2 separate regions of the Homo sapiens genome follow, and region 1 is linked to region 2. Evidence: read pairs that join two places in POLR2A ChIA-PET (ENCODE). Cell type or tissue: B cell. All regions are shown on one strand.

Region 1 (8,000 bases), 1.1 Mb before region 2:
AGCGGGTGGATCATTTGAGGTCAGGAGTTCGAGACCAGCCTGGCCAACATGGTAAAACCCTGTTTCTACTAAAAATACAAAAATTAGCTGGGCGTGGTGGCGGGCACCTGTAATCCCAGCTACTTGGGAGGCTGAGGCAAGAGAATCATTTGAACTCGGGAGGCGGAGATTGCAGTGAGCTGAGATCATGCCACTGCACTCCAGCCTGAGCAACAGAGAGAAACTCAGTCTAAAAAAATAAAAATAAAAATAAACCTAGGAGGAGTCCTTCTCTCCTGCCCAGCTCTAGGCACTGCTGTGTTCACATGACACCATAGACTCACCCTTGTCATTGCATGTTCTGCATTGTCCTAGAATATCTTTGCACTGGTCAGTTAGATCTTTGGGCTCAGGGACCACAGCTTCTCTCTGGTTTCCCAGAGTTGATCATGACTGTGCCTGGATGTCGAATGACCAGCTGACCATTGGCAAGCACATCTGGGGCAGGGGGAGTGGACAGCTTTCCCGTTAGTGAGGGCTTTTCCAGGGGAACATGAAGTTTGAAACCTCTGCACATGAAGCTTTGTCAAGATCAGTAGCAAACAGCGAATAACAAGAGAAACACCTGGGTTTTCTCTAGTCATCTTTGTTGACTAGTGTCAAACATCCAGTTTGTTTAAAAAAAAATCCTTCACGCCAGGTGTGGTGGCTCATGCCTATAATGCCAGCACTTTGGGAGGCTGAGGCAGGTGGATCACTTGAGGTCAGGAGTTTGAGACCAGCGTGGCCAACATGGCAAAACCCTGTCTCTACTAAAAATACAAAAATTGACTGAGCATGGTGTCATGTGTCTGTAATCCCAGCTACTCGGGAGGCCGAGGTAGGACAATTGCTTGAGCCCAGGAAGTGGCGGTTGCAGTGAGCCAAGATCGTGCCACTGCATTCCAGCCTGGGCGACAGAGGAAGACCTGTCCCAAAAAAAAAAAAAAAGAGTCCTTCAGCTGATATTATTTCCATTTGATTTTTTCAAGTGGGAAATAATTTTTAATAATAAAAATGAAAAAAACAACTCTAAAGATAGTCAGGGCTGTCCCTGTGGCTGCCTTCCTGCAGTGCAGGCTTCCTTGGACAGTTTGTTGATTCTCTTTAGCTTCAACTCTCCCTGACATTCATGGCTCTAATTCATATCTCTGACCCTGTCTCTTCTGAACCTGGGGCAGTCATTTCCAATCACCTCCCAGACATTGTGGGAATCTCAGAAGCCCCTTACAGTCGACCTTCCAAGGCAGACACCTTTGCTTCCAGAAGTGGCTTCTTCTTTGCATTTTCTAGTTTGGTAACTGGTAACTCTGGTCTTATAAGTTATAAACCTTGGCATTATTCTGTGTCACCCTTAGTGAACCTTTCAATCACTTGCAAATGCAGTTTATTTTCGCTCTTCCAGGGCTCTGAAAGTCATGCCTCCTTACCATCTTCCTGGCCACTGCCTCATTTATTTATTAATTCACACATCACTTGCTTACTGGGTACTATCTATGTGGCAGGCATGCTTCCTGACACTTGACATCCAGCAGCAAACAACAACAGAAAAAGACCCCCAGGAAGAGCTTGCTTTCCAGGAGCTAGGGGAGATGCACCACCGACAATGTATTAACTAGGTCAATTATTTTGTATGTTTGAAGACCACACATGCTCTTGAGAAACGGAGCAGGGCGTCAGGAGTGCCAAGGGTGGAGTTCAGGGTTGCAGCTTTAGGAATGGTCAGGGTGGGCCTCCTGAGACCATCAGAAGGGGAAGAAGGTGAGGAGGGAGCCAAGTTGGTCTCTTGCGAAGACTGGCCCAGGTAGAGGGAAGAGCCAGAACATGGGACCCGCCCAAGGCTGGCTGGGAGTGTCCTTGGTATGGCTGGGGGAAGGAAGGTGGCCAGTGTGGCTGGATCAGAGGGAGCCGGTGGGGAGTGGGTAAGAAAGAAGTCAGAGAGGAAGGGGGTCCCGAACATGTAGACCAGTAGGGGAACTTTATCATTTACTTGGAGTCAAGTGGTCCTTGCAGTGGAACAGCCACGCAGAAGAGTGACATATTCTAAAATAATGGAAAGCCCATCTGGCTGCTCTGCTGAGAATACAAAGAGTGGGAGTGTTAAGGGTTGAAACGCTGTCATTTCTTTTCTTTTTTAAAAAGAGACAGGGTCTCGCTCTGTCACCCAGGCTGAGTGCAGTGGTGCGATCATAGCTCACTGTAGCCTGGAACTCCTGGGCTCAAGTGATCCTCCTGCCTCAGCCTCCCAAGCAGCTGGGAACTACAGGCATGTACCACCACGCCCAGATAATTTTTAAGTTTTTCGTAGAGGCAGGGTCTCACTATGTTGCCCAGGCAGGTCAGAAACTCCTGGGTTTAAGCGATCCTCCCGCCTCTGCCTCCCAGATTTTGGGATTACAGGCGTGAGCCACTGTGCCTGGTCACTGTCGTTTCTCACCTGGGCTGTATGCAATAGCTTTGAATAGGTCACTGCACTTTTTTCTACCTCTGCAAACTTCTTCACACTTCAGTGTTCTTCTCTCTGTCATGGGCCAAATTTCCAGAACGCTCTCTAGGAACAGTCACTGGAATAAAATCCACACTGCAGGGGTGGCTTTGAGGTCCATGTGGTCTGGCCTCCACTGGCTTTTCCAGCTGCAACTCCTGCTGTTTTCTGTTCCACTAACCCTGGGAGCTGTCATCCTTCCATGCCTTTGCCCATGGTGTTCTATCACTTTCTGTTCAGCAAAATCCTTTCTTGTTAAGCTCCATCTTTCCTTAAAAGCCACCCCAGAATCTCCCAGTCAGGATGAATCTGCGAGTCTTCACATGCAGGGATGGGATCTGTGTCTGTGGAGCACACCTTAGTCCTGGTTGCATTAGAGTCACTCAGTGCCCACCTGGCTCCTGTACCAGATGGGGAACCCCTGTGTCCACCTTTGCATTTTGAGGTCCCTCTCAGTGCAGTGGAAATTGCCCTGCACAACTTTCAAAATTGTTCTCGTCAGTCGGCTTTTTCCTGTTCTGTCTTGCAGATTGAAGCGCTCGTGAAGGACATGCAGAACCCAGAGACAGGGGTCCGAATGCAGAACCAGAGGGTCCTGGTCACCAGCGTTCCTCATGCCATGACAGGTGATGTAGCTTGCACTTTAGTCTTGGCCTGGAATAGACCCCACAGGCCCAATACGGCCCACCTCCTGTGTTTGTAAAAAACTTTATTTTTGGCCAGGTGCAGTGGCTCACGCCTGTAATCCCAGCACTTTGGGAGGCCGAGGCGGGTGGATCACAAGGTCAGGAGATCAAGACCATCCTGGCTAACACGGTGAAACCTTGTCTCTATTAAAATACAAAAAATTAGCTGGGCATGGTGGCAGGTGCCTATAGTCCCAGCTACTCGGGAGGATGAGGCAGGAGAATGGCCTGAACCTGGGAGGCAGAGCTTTCAGTGAGCAGAGATTGCGCCATTGCACTCCAGCCTGGGCGACAGAGCGAGACTCCGTCTCAAACAAAACAAAACAAAACAAAACAAAGCTTTATTTCTAAATAAAGTTTTATTGGAACATATCCATGTTCACTCATTTATGTATTGTCTATGGCTGCTCTTACACTACAATGGCAGAGTTAAAATATATAGTTGTGGCCAGGCACAGTGGCTTACACCTACAATCCCAGCACTTTGGGAGGCCGAGGCAGGTGGATCACCTGAGGTCGGGAGTTCGAGACCGGCCTGACCAACATGGTGAAACCCCATCTCTTCTAAAAATACAAAAATTAGCCAGGCATGGTGGTGCATGCCTGTAATCCCAGCTACTCGGGAGGCTGAGGCATGAGAATCACTTGAACCCGGGAGGCGGAGTTTGCAGTGAGCCAAGATCGCACCACTGCACTCCAGCCTGGGTGACAGAACAAGACTCCCACAAAGCTGAAATGTTTATTTACTATCTAGCGCTCTACAGAGTACATTTGCTGACTCCTGGACTAAAGTCTTCCTCTGAGGAAGGGGTCAGGAGGGAGAAAAGGACTCAACAGGTCATTTCTTGAAGCCATTCCTCCCAGAAGGTCATTTTAGAAACCTTCACTGTCATTTTTTGTTTTGTTGTTTTGTTTGCTTTGTTTTAATGAAACCAAGTAGCAGAAAAAAAAATACTATTTAGCAGAAAAAAGTTGGCCTTTGTTTTGCTCCACCGTTTACCTTCTAATTCATTTCAGGCCCTTCTCAACTGCCCTGTGGGAGTGGTGCCACTGTCTCCTCTCTGTGTGTGGGGGTGAGGTGCCTACAGAGCATCATTTGGGGATATTGGCAAGAAGGGCTGGACGCCAATATTAAGAGAGCATTTTGGTTAATGTGTTACCTGTTTTCTGATCTTGATTTTGCAGTAAAGACAATGTTTCATACTTAGGCGTATTGCCTGCAGAAGCAGACAGCTTCTCATAGCCCAAGCCCGGGCCTCACCACGGCTGTGCTCAATGTGAGGCCTCCCTCTCTATGCCACCCCTGACCTGACTATTTATTTTTCACTCAAGGTGCCCTAGTCTTTGCAGAGACAAGCTGGCTCACAGCTTCCCCTTTCCCTTTCTGACTGCTTAGAAGAAAGGATGCCCCCACCAGCAATGTGTCACTCAGGTTTCCTTGCATGCAAGCAACAGAAGACCCACTCTTTTGTTGGAGCAAAAGGGGAAGTAATTGAAATGCTATAGAGCAGCTCATGGAGGAAAAGGAAACACTGACAAGCCAGACTTTGGAAAGGCCAAGAACCAGCGTAGCTCTGGGCACCCAAAGAGTGGAAACAGGGGGCAGACTTTTCAGGGTGCCTTTGTGTCCCCCATCACCTCAGATGCAGCTGGGGCAATTCTTCCTGAAGGCATCCCTGACCCTGTCCCCCTCCCTGCCTTTGACTGTCATTAATTTTGGCCTGAATTCTCTACTGGACTGGGGCCCTTTAAGGGAAAGTACCTTGTCTTGCTCATCTGGGTAATCCCAATGCTTCTCAGAGCTGTGTTTGTAACAGATGGTTAGTAAAAGTTTATTGAATGCATGAGTCACTTATTGTCTGTCCTTGTGTGGAGAGTGAAGGATTAAATCCTTCAGGTGTCTTTTCTAGCTGTAGCCCTGGTCTCAGTTTACTTTCTCCATTGTTTTTGTTTGTTTGTTTTGTTTTGTTTGTTTGTTTTGAGACAGGGTCTCATGCTGTCTCCCAGGCTGGAGTGCAGTCATAAAATTATGGCTCACTGCAGCCTTGACCTCCTGGGCTCAAGTGATCCTCCTGCCTCGGTTTTCCAAAGTGCTGGGATTACCAGCTTGAGACTCCACAGCTGGCCAGTTTTCTCATTTTTAATGCAAGAATGGCAATCCCTCCCTAAGGGAACGAGTGCAGGAAGGAAGTGAGAGAGTTCTGTGCAGGTGCTGAGTATGCAGTGGGTGCTGGATGGTGGTGGTAGCTAGTGCTTTCCCACACATTGTCTGTTAACACTCACAATAAAGTTAAGGGTAGATATGACTGCCCACTTTTTGCACATGGGGTTATGGAGACCAAAGAGTTTCAGCAACTTGCCTTCATGTCCTTAAGCTCATTTCATGAGTGAGCTTGAATTTCAGCCCAGCAATGTGACTCCAGAGTCCATATATATATTTTATTTTTACTTATACTTTTTTTTGAGACAGGGTCTTTCTCTGTTGCTCAGGCTGGAGTGCAGTGGCACTATCTTGGCTCATTGCAGCTTCTGCCTCCTGGGTTCAAGCGATTCTCATGCCTCAGCTCCGGAGTAGCTAGGATTACAGGCACCCACCACCACATCCAACTAATTTTTGTATTTTTAGTAGAGATGAGATTTCACTATGTTGGTCAGGCTGATCTCGAACTCCTGACCTCAGGTGATCCACCCGCCTCGGCCTCCCAAAGTGCCGGGATTACAGGCATGAGCCACCGCGCCCAGCCCAGAGTCCATATTCTTATCTACTGTCAGTTGTGCACCAGCTGCTTTCCTTCCCTGCACACGGGGCACACTTGGTTCCTGGATTTGGGCGAGGTCGCCCATCCTGCCATGGCTTCCTTGTTCCTCCTGCACAGGTGAATTCCAGCTGCTGTAGAAACAACACAGGGAGAAGCCCTGGTCCTGCAACAACAGCACCGATAAAAAAAAATTATTTAACTTCTTGGACGGCAGGCGTCCCAGGGCTTCCTCGGGACAAAGGTGGCTGATGCGGGAGGCTGAGCAGCCTGCCAGGCTGTCAACGTAGACCGCGTGGTACAGATGCTGGTGGCACCATAATCTCATTTGATCTATTTCGGGAGGCAGTCAAGTGGATGAGAAAGCCCTCGGCTCCTCGGTGGAGAGAGCTAATCAGTCTGATGTCTGCCTAGGTCTGTCTCTCTGCCTGCGCACCACTGTGTAGCATTTAAAGAGAGAGACTTGGTGTGGAAAGTCTAAACACCCAGTCCTAGGAGTTTAGATGAAGGATTTTGCTTTTGAACAGCCATCCAGGAGTGAATGATGCTAAGAGCAACAGAGGGAGAACCATGGAAAGCCATGACAGTGTGCATGTGGACACTGACAGAGATCATGGCTGGACATTTGTGTCCTAGGGTGTGGGCATGAAGGGAAGAATTACAGGTTGTCTACACCCAGCCATGGTCGTAGGCAGGCAATTACGCCCAGAGAGCGTGTATATGGGTCATAAGAAGAAATGTCCCTGCACCGCCTCCGAGGAGGGAAGTATCATTGGCAATTATCCAGACATAAGAACACAGGGAGTGGAGTCTCAATCCTGGCCCTCTTCTTTGATGTGTTATGTGGGCCTGTTTCCATGCAGACAGGCTTCCAGCTTGGCCTTTGGAAAGCAGGCTAAGATTGCTGGAAAATGTGACCATTGGCATCTGCACGATGGTATCTGTGATGCGGTGCTTCGTTCCAGGGCACCTTGTCTATCTTCTGAGATGCTATTACCTTGTGCCTACGAGCTGTACCTTCTGCTTGTGAGGTGAGAGGGCCCAGGCTGAGGGAAGGGGCTCAGAGCTTCTGTGGGGTCGTACGGCAGCTCTGGGCTTGTTGGTGGAACTTGGCTTGCCTTGACCCTTAGATAAATCTGAATCCTTGAGGGGAGCAGGTGGGTGGGACGGGTGTACGGGTGCACATTCTCTCCTGGCCTCTGAGCCCGCCTCTCCTGCTGTTTTTCATGCCATTTTTTCATGTTTTTTTGTGTGTTGTTCCCAAGCCAGCCCCTAAGATTTGCAGGGCCTGGGGCGAGAGTACACATGGAGCCTTCATTCCATCATCTAAAGTTATAAATCAACTAGGATAGGTCCCAACCTCCTACCCTGACAAAAGTACCTTCACAATGTCATGGAAGGCCAGGTTCAAGTTTAGAAGTTTCTGACTCCTCGGAGTTCTGCCTGGGAACTTGGGGAGTTGGAGAGCCGGCCCCAGCCCTCAGCCTGTCCTCTTCTCATCCCTGTCTCTGTTTTACTCCCAGAGTCCCAGCTTGGTCCAGAGCCCTGCAAACAGCTTGCCTCGGGTCTGTTTTGTGTGTGTGTATGTGTGTGTGTGTGTGTTTAGACTTAGCCTATTTACTATCCAGTTAGTGAATAACAGACCATGTACAAGTTATCGTCAGGTAAAAGATCAATACAACAAGAGATGTAAAGATGAAGCGTGTGTGTATGTATGTGTGGGCTGGGGGTGCGTGCGGTGTTAAGTTGCACATCTGCTGGAGTCAGATCATGGATAGCCTTGAATTACAGGCTGCAGAGCTGGGACTGAGCATGATGAGGTGGGGGTTTCTGAAGGTTCTGAGCGAAGAGGAATGAAATCGCAGCTGAACGGGAAGGAGACCAGTCAGGCAACAGCGTGGAGGAGCGGGGATGTGTCAGGAGGCTATGACAATAACCGCAAATGTCTCTTGTTTTTCAGGAAGTGATGTTCTGCAATGGATCGTCCAGCGGCTTTGGATCTCCAGTCTGGGTGAGAGCTCATCTGGCACTCAGTTATCCGGGACAGCTTTGTGT
Region 2 (8,000 bases):
CTTGCAGAAATATAGCATAAGAGATACGTGAAAACATTGATTCCTTTGCATTTAGAACGCCGTCCTGCCATAAACCAAGAGAAAAAAGACGGTCATTGAGAAGCACCTTCAGGGACCAACTTGTCTTGGAAGAAGACCTCCCTAGCCATGTGCATTTATAGAGTGTATAGTTATATAGTTATATGCATTTGTAGAGTTACAGTTATATAGTATAGAGTTCATTTAGTCTATGATTGCTAGGTGAGTAATATTACTTTGGGAAGATTCAGTTCAACTGTGCAAAAATAGAGGATGGGCGGGGCGCAGTGGCTCACGCCTGTAATCTCAGCACTTTGGGAGGCCGAGGCGGGCGGATCGTGAGGTCAGGAGATCAAGACCATCCTGGCTAACACGGTGAAACCCCGTCTCTACTAAAAATACAAAAAATTAGCTGGGCGTGGTGGCGGGCACCTGTAGTCCCAGCTACTCGGGAGGCTGAGGCAGGAGAATGGCGTGAACCCGGGAGGCGGAGCTTGCAGTGAGCCGAGATTGCGCCACTGCATTCCAGCCTGGGAGACAGAGCGAGACTCCATCTCAAAAAAAAAAAAAAAAAAGGAGGATGATAACCAGCTCCTTATGGTTGTGGTTCTTTCTTCACTAGGCTACCTGTGGCGGTTAGTACTTCCTGTACCATCTCCAGTAGGGGGAGATCACCGCAAACTATGGCTAGGGAGGGTACGGCACAACTGTGATGACAGGCAACCTGGTGATCAAAGCATTTAAGAAGAAAAACACTTGAAAAAGGGAATCTACTTATGGCACAAAATAGACCACATAATCACTAAATAGAGGGGCTGCAATTGGGCAGTTTCTACCGATGGACTCCTCAAATCCAAATTGCCTCTTCCAATTACAAAAATAGCAGATTTTTATTTCTGTGAAAATACGATTAAATGAGAGGAATCAGGACTATCGTCTAAGCTCTAAAGTCTGCTCTGATTATTTTTCAGTGATCCAAACCTATCCAGCCCCCTAAAATGCCTTCCAGTGAACAAAATGGCACAAAACACAACCTTCAACAAACTTGCCATATCCCAGGAGCTTCTTTGTAGAATAGGCTGGGGAAGGGAGGAGTGTTGGAAAAGTGCTAAGGGTTTAAAACAGAAGTGCTGAGGTGTCAAAGTTAGGCATGCTGACTATCTGGTGCTATCAAAATGCAGACCTAATTATTGTGTATATGAGTAGTGCATGTGTACATAAATATGTGTATGTATTTCCTAGCTCTGTCTGTTGAAGAAGACCTAGAAGCAGTGATGCCTCTGTATCAATGAGCACTACACCCAGACACAATGCAGACCTTGATTTCTTTTTTTTTTTTTAAGACGGAGTCTCACTCTGTCACCCAGGTTGGAGTGCAGTGGTGAAATCTCGGCTCACTGCAAGCTCCGCCTCCCGGTTCACATCATTCTTCTGCCTCGGCCTCCAGAGTAGCTGGGACTACAGGCGCCCGCCACCGCGCCCGCCACCATGCCCGGCTAATTTTTTGTATTTTTAGTAGAGACGGGGTTTCATCGTGTTAGCTAAGATGGTCTCGATCTTCTGACCTCGTGATCTACCCACCTCAGCCTCCCAAAGTGCTAGGATTACAAGCGTGAGCCACCACGCCCGGCCCAGACCTTCATTTCTAAACACCGTTATCTTCAGTTCATTGGGGAAATGGCTGAGGTTTAGAAAGCTGAGGTTTACAAATTATGACAAGCTTGGAGTATTGTGTTTTAACCAAAAGCATGGTGGTGCACACCTGTTGTCCCAGCTACTGGGGAGGCTGAGGCAGGAGAATTGCTTGAAGCCAGGAGGCAGAGGCTGCAGTGAACCGAGATCGTGCCACTGCACTCCAGCCTGGCTACAGAGTGAGACTCCGCCTCAAAAAAAAAAAAAAAAAAAAGAAGTGGTGGAGCAAGATGGCCACATAGAGACCTCCAGTGATCATCCCCCTCACAGGAACACCAAATAGAACAACCATCCATGCAAAAAAGCACCGTCATAACCAAAAATCCCTGTACCTGGCTTTAAAATTATATCAAGGAAAGGGGCATTGAAGAGGCTGGGAAAGACAATCTCGAGTTGTCGACACCACCCCTCGCTCTTCCCCATCAGTGGCCATGTGGTGCAGAGGGAGAATCTGTGTGCTTGGGGGAGGGAGTGTGAACTGTTTGTTGGACTTTGCATTGGAATTCAGTGCTGTCTGTCACAGCAGAAAGCCACACAGGGCAGAATTCACCTAGTAACCACGAGGGAGCATTTAGACCAGCCCTAGCTGGAAAAGAATCATCCATCCCAGCAGCCAGACAGAACTTGAGTTCCAACTAGCCCCACTACCATGGGGTAAAGTGCTCTGGGGTCCTAAATAAACTTGAAAGGTGGTCTAGGCCACAAGGACTGAAATTCCTAGGCAAGTCCTAGTGCTGTGCTGAGCTGGAGCCAGTGGTCTTTTTGTGCACACAACCTGTGAGACACCAGCTGGGGTGGCCAAGGGTGTGCTTGTGTTACCCCTCCCACGACCTCAGGCAGCACAGCTTGCAGCTCCAGGAGAGACTACTTCCTTCTGCCTGGGGAGAGGAGAGAGGAGGGTAAAGAGAACTTTGTCTTGCAACTTGCATTCCAGCTCAGTCACAGTAGAATAGGGCACCAGGCTGAATCCTGAGGCCCCCGTTCCAGGCCCTGTCTGCTGGACAACGTTTCTTGACACACTCTAGCCACTGTCTTAAAGAGAAGTACCGGTTCAGGCAGGATTCATTACCGGATGATCCAAGAGTCCTCGGACTTGAATTAACACCACCAGTTGCCAGGCAGTACTCACCACAAGACTTGAGTGAGATCCCGCGCCATGCCGACTTCAGGTGTGACCCAGCACATTTCCAGCTGTGGTGGTCACAGGGAGAGACTCCTTCTACTTGAGGAAAGGAGAGGAAAGAGTAAAGGGGCTTTGTCTTGCAGCTTGGGTACCAAGTCGGCCATAGTGGGATAGAGCACAAAGCAGGATCCTGGGGTCCCTGATTCCAGGCCTTGGCCCCTGAGTGGCATTTCTGGACTTGCTCTGAGCCAGAGGGGAGCACAGTGCCCAGTGCATGAAGGAAGAGACTGAAGCCTGGCAGCCTTCACCACAAGCTGACTGAAGAGCTCTTGGGCCTTGAGTGAACATCACTGGTAGCCAGGCAGTGATCACTGCAGGCCTGGGATTGTGGTGACTAGGGGGAGAGACTCCTTCTCCTTGAGGGAAGAAGATGGAAGAGTAGGAAGGACTTCATCTTGCGGTTTAGGTGCCAGCTCAGGCGCAGTGGAAAGAGCACCAGGTAGATTCCTAACGTTCCCAAGTCCAGGCCCTGCCCAGACAGCATTTCTGGACCTGCCCTGGGCTTAGGGAGAGCTCACCACCCTGAAGGGAGGGACACAAGCCTGGCTGGATTCGCCACCTGTTGACTAAAGAGCCTTTAGGCCTTGAGTGAACAACAGACGGTAGCCAGGCAAGACCCAGTGCCGTGCTGGCTTCAGGTCTGACCTAGTACAGTCCCAGTTGTTGAGGCCACAAGGCTGCTTGTGTCACCCAGCTCCAAGCAGTTCAGCATGGAGAAAGAGACTCTGTCTGGGTGAAAATAAGAGAAGAGAGCAAGAGTCTTTGCCTGGTAATCCAGGGAATTCTCTTGGATCTTACTTAAGACCACCAAAGTGATACCTTAAGAGCTCTGCAAGAGTCATCATTGCTGGGCTTAGGGTTCTCCTAGTGCACATATTGTTGCAGTGACCAAAGACTTAGATCACAACACTCGATTGCCTTTGAATACTTGGAAAGCCTTCCCAACAAACAAGCCCAGACTGCAAAGACTGCAATAAATACCTAACTCTTTAATGCCCAGACAACAATTAATATCCATAAGCATCAAAACCATGCTGGAAAACATGACCTCACCAAATGAACTAAATAAGGCAACAGTGACCTATCCTAAAGAGAGAGATATGTGACCTTTCCTACAGAGAATTCAAAATAGCTGTTTTGAGCTTCCTCAAAAGTCAGGATAATACAAAGAAGGAATACAAAAGGATAATACAAAATTCAGAAAAGTACAAAGAAGGAATTCAGAGTCCTGGGCCGGGCACGGTGGCTCACACCTGTAATATCAGCACTTTGGAAGGCCGAGGCGGGCGGATCACCTGAGGTCGGGAGTTCAAGACCAGCCTGACCAACATGGAGAAACCCCATCTCTACTGAAAATACAAAATTCACTGGGTGTGGTGGCGCATGCCTATAATCCCAGCTACTCGGGAGGCTGAGGCAGGAGAATTGCTTGAACCCGGGAGGCGGAGGTTGTGGTGAGCCAAGATCGCACCATTGCACTCTAGCCTGGGCAACAAGAGAGAAACGCTGTCTCAAAAAAAAAAATTTGTTTTTTAAATAAAATTAGGAAGTACCCAAAGGATATGGAGACATATCAAAAAGACACATGAGCCACTTGAAGTGGCTCCCACTGATCAATTCTGTGACAACTCAAGCATCAAAATAATTAATTATATTAGTGAATCATAACTCACTGAATAAGGATCCATGTGTTCACACTAATATTAATTAACTAATTAATTTGGGGAAATGGGAAAGTACTCCCTTACAGCAGAATGAGAAATAATAAATGTAGAAGGAGTGATAAATTTAAAAATTACTTGTTGGCAACCATCACAAAAACAATTGATTTAGGTAAAAATCTAAAATTACTGGATGAAAATTTGATGAAAAACAGGATATCCACATAGTTGTGAAGTATCTCCCCATGAGATACTGATTAATTAATTACAAAGGACAATATAGTAAGATTACAATGTAGAAATCTGGCAGACATCAGATTTCTAGCCAAGTAATCATAGTTAACATTACCAATAGTAATGGCATAAATTGATATCATGTACTTCCTGATATGATGCACTAAGAAGATTACAATCTCACTTCTCTTGTAATCCCGGCAACAATACAACTGAAATCGCGTCATAACATAACTTCAGACAAACCCAAATGATTGTCCTCTACTCTTTAAAAATATTAAGATTGTGAGGGGGCACAGTGTCTCACCCCTGTCATCCCAGCACTTTGAGAGGCCAAGGTGGGCAAATCTCTTGAGGTCATGAGTTCAAGACTAGCCTGGCCAACATGGTGAAACCCTGTCTCAACTAAAAAAAAAAAAAAAAATTAAATAGGCATGGTGGTGGGCACCTGTAATCCCAGCTACTTGGGAAGCTGAGGCAGGAGAAGTTGCAGTGAGTGAGATCACACCACTGTACTCCAGCCAGGACAACAGAGCAAGACTCCATCTCAAATATATATAGATTGTAAGAAAGGAGGAAGAAAAATGGAAGAACTCTTCTAGATCTAAGAAGACTAAAAAGCAGGGCCATCTCATCTACAGTGGAGAATTAGATGCCACTTGAGAAACAATTTCTAATATACTAGATGCTTGGCACCAAGTGACCAGGCAGTTACAGCTGCCCATCACCAGCTATATTCTGTCATACCCACCAAGTCATGAGGTCAAGTGTGCCTAGCAACAACTCATGATAAGATGATAATGGATATACCCTGAAGCTACGTGATCAGAAGGTCAAAACTCCACATCATCCATCACTGTTGTACTAATGGCATTCCTAAGTGCACATCTATAGCCATATGACCCCATATGATCCCGTAGGACCAGCTTAGAGCGGAGGAAAAAGCCTGAGCTTGGTTCATGGATATGAAGGTCTGTACATGTGTGTAGGTAAAAAAAAGGATGACAGCTACAATACAGCTTATTCAAAGAGCATCTTGAAAAACAGTGGTGAGAAAAAGTCCTCCCCATGGGAAGAATTTTGGATGGTCATCTTCCTTGTGTGGAAAAAGAAGTGGCTTATGATTAGAATATATATGAACTCATAGGTAGTGGCTTGACAGAGTCTGAGAGGTGAGAAGAAAGATGGGTAGATCAGGTACAAAGAGGACTAGGAGTAGAGGCATGTGAATGAATAAATGGGGTGGGCACAAAGTGTGAAGATCTTTGATGCACATGTTAACTCCCACTAGCAAGGTACTACATAACCAGATAGAGAAAAAGACTCAGCCAGTTGACAGCATCTGGCCTCTAACACTGGCCACCCCAGTGCTGGCATAATGGCCACATGACTGAAATGGCTATGGTAACAAGGATGGAGATAATTCATAGGCCCAACAGCATGGTCTCCTACTTATATAGATTGATCTGGATGCTGCCTTGGTTGAATGTCCAACCTGGCAAGCAACAGAGACCAGAGGCCAATGTTGAGCCTCCAAGATGACACTATCTCACAAGCAGATCCACTGGCACATAAGGTATCAAGTTGACTGCATTGGACCTACTTCTACTGAAGGAGTACAGATCCATTATGCTGGGAATCAATACTTATTTGGATATGCATTTGTTTTTCCTGCATCACTATCTGAGGACTTACGGAGTTCGAATCCACTGATACAGGATCCCACATAACATTGTATCAGACCAGATAACCCATTTTATAGTAAAGGAGGTATGACAATAGGCCCCTGACCACAGGACCAACTGATCACATTACCTACCAAACCATCCAGAAGCTGCCAGCTGATAGAACCTTGAAATGGCCTGTTGAAAGCATAATCAAAGCACCAGCTTTGAGATATGATCCTCTATGATGAAGTATATACTTTAAATCAAACATCTTCATTGTCTCCCCAGTAGGAACAATACATGGGTCTGGGAATCAAGGATTTGAAGCAGCAGTGGCCAAGTTATTATCTCTCCCCTTGACTCACTTGGGGACACTTATGCTTTTGTTCCACATCTGAAATCTATAAATAGTTTAAAAGGCCTTGTTTCCAAAAGGGAAACACTTCCACTAGGGGCACAGCAAGTCCTATTGAACTATAAACTACAGATGGTGCCTGGCAACTTTGGGCTCCTTTTGCCAAGGAACCAGCAAGCAAAGATCTCACCATCTTAGAAAGGGTCATTGACTCTGATCATCAGGAGCAAATAGGGCTGCTGCCTCCTCAGTACTCCTTGATACAATTTTGATTATAAAAATCATAGAAACATCAGAAAGGCATAGAGGCCTTTCAGACCCCTCAAGGATGAAGGTCTTTGTCACACCACCAGAAGAGCCACTGAGACCAACAGAAGAGCCAGCCAAGGATGAGGAGAATACGAAATGGATGGTGGTGGAGGAAGAAGATGAGTATCAGTTGCAGTTCGAAGGCCAACTGCAGCATCAGGTGTTGTAGTTTATCTCACTAACCTTACTCTACTGAGTTTCACCCAAGAAAAGAGGTCTATCAGAATCCTGGAGGAGCTATTCTCAGAAAGCATACAAAGCAGTGGATCAAGCAAAAAAAAAAAAGAGTGTATTGTCATGGGTACTGTACTGTGCCATCCAATTTTCCTTTAAGGACTGAAGGGCAATGAATTGAGGGAAGTCACAGGTAAACAGTAAAAAATTGAGGCTCTCTTCCAATAGCCCAAAGGGAATTGAATCATGCCAACAACCACTGAGTGAGCTTGGAAGTGAATCCTCCTCCACTTGACCCTTCAGATAAGACTGCAGCCCTGGCCAACCCCTGACATTCTGTAGAAAATCAATTGACTATAATGTGTGAGTTTATTTTTGAACTGCCTATTCTCTTACATTGGTCTATGTGTCTGTATTTTTACCAGCTGATTTGATTACTATAGCTTTGTAGTATATTTTGAAGTTAGATAATGTGATGACTGTAGCTTTGTTCTTTTCATTCAAGATCGCTTTGGCTCTTCAGGGGCCTTTGTAGTTTCATACAAATTGTTTTTTCTATTTCTGTGAAAAATGTCATTGGAATTTTGATAGGGATTGCACTAAATCTGTAGATCACTTTGGGTAACATGGACATTTTAACAATATTAATTCTTCCAATCTATGAACATTAATATTATTCCATTTATTTGTGTCTTTTTAAATTCCTT

Evidence for each region. ChIA-PET counts read pairs that join two places held together with the same protein. Peaks named below come from ENCODE experiments on the same cell type or tissue, not always from the same donor. Only the 100,000 strongest peaks of a DNase experiment are listed, where the experiment ranks them.
Region 1: POLR2A ChIA-PET joins it to region 2 with 7 read pairs; 2 of 35 experiments call an interaction of 5 or more read pairs at or near these places.

The regions. Positions count from the first base shown.
Region 1 is chr17:65,150,390-65,158,389 of GRCh38, forward strand. It overlaps RGS9 (regulator of G protein signaling 9), which reads left to right. Exons shown (of 19, transcript NM_003835.4): 2 at 3,033-3,129; 3 at 7,906-7,956. Among named protein-coding and RNA genes, the nearest start is that of RGS9, 17 kb to the left of the region's middle. RefSeq lists an enhancer at 4,887-5,046. In B cell, no CTCF peak of the experiment used is centred here; a DNase peak (open chromatin) is centred at 4,732.
Region 2 is chr17:66,201,274-66,209,273 of GRCh38, forward strand. No RefSeq gene overlaps it. Among named protein-coding and RNA genes, the nearest start is that of CEP112, 13 kb to the left of the region's middle. In B cell, no CTCF peak of the experiment used is centred here; no DNase peak of the experiment used is centred here.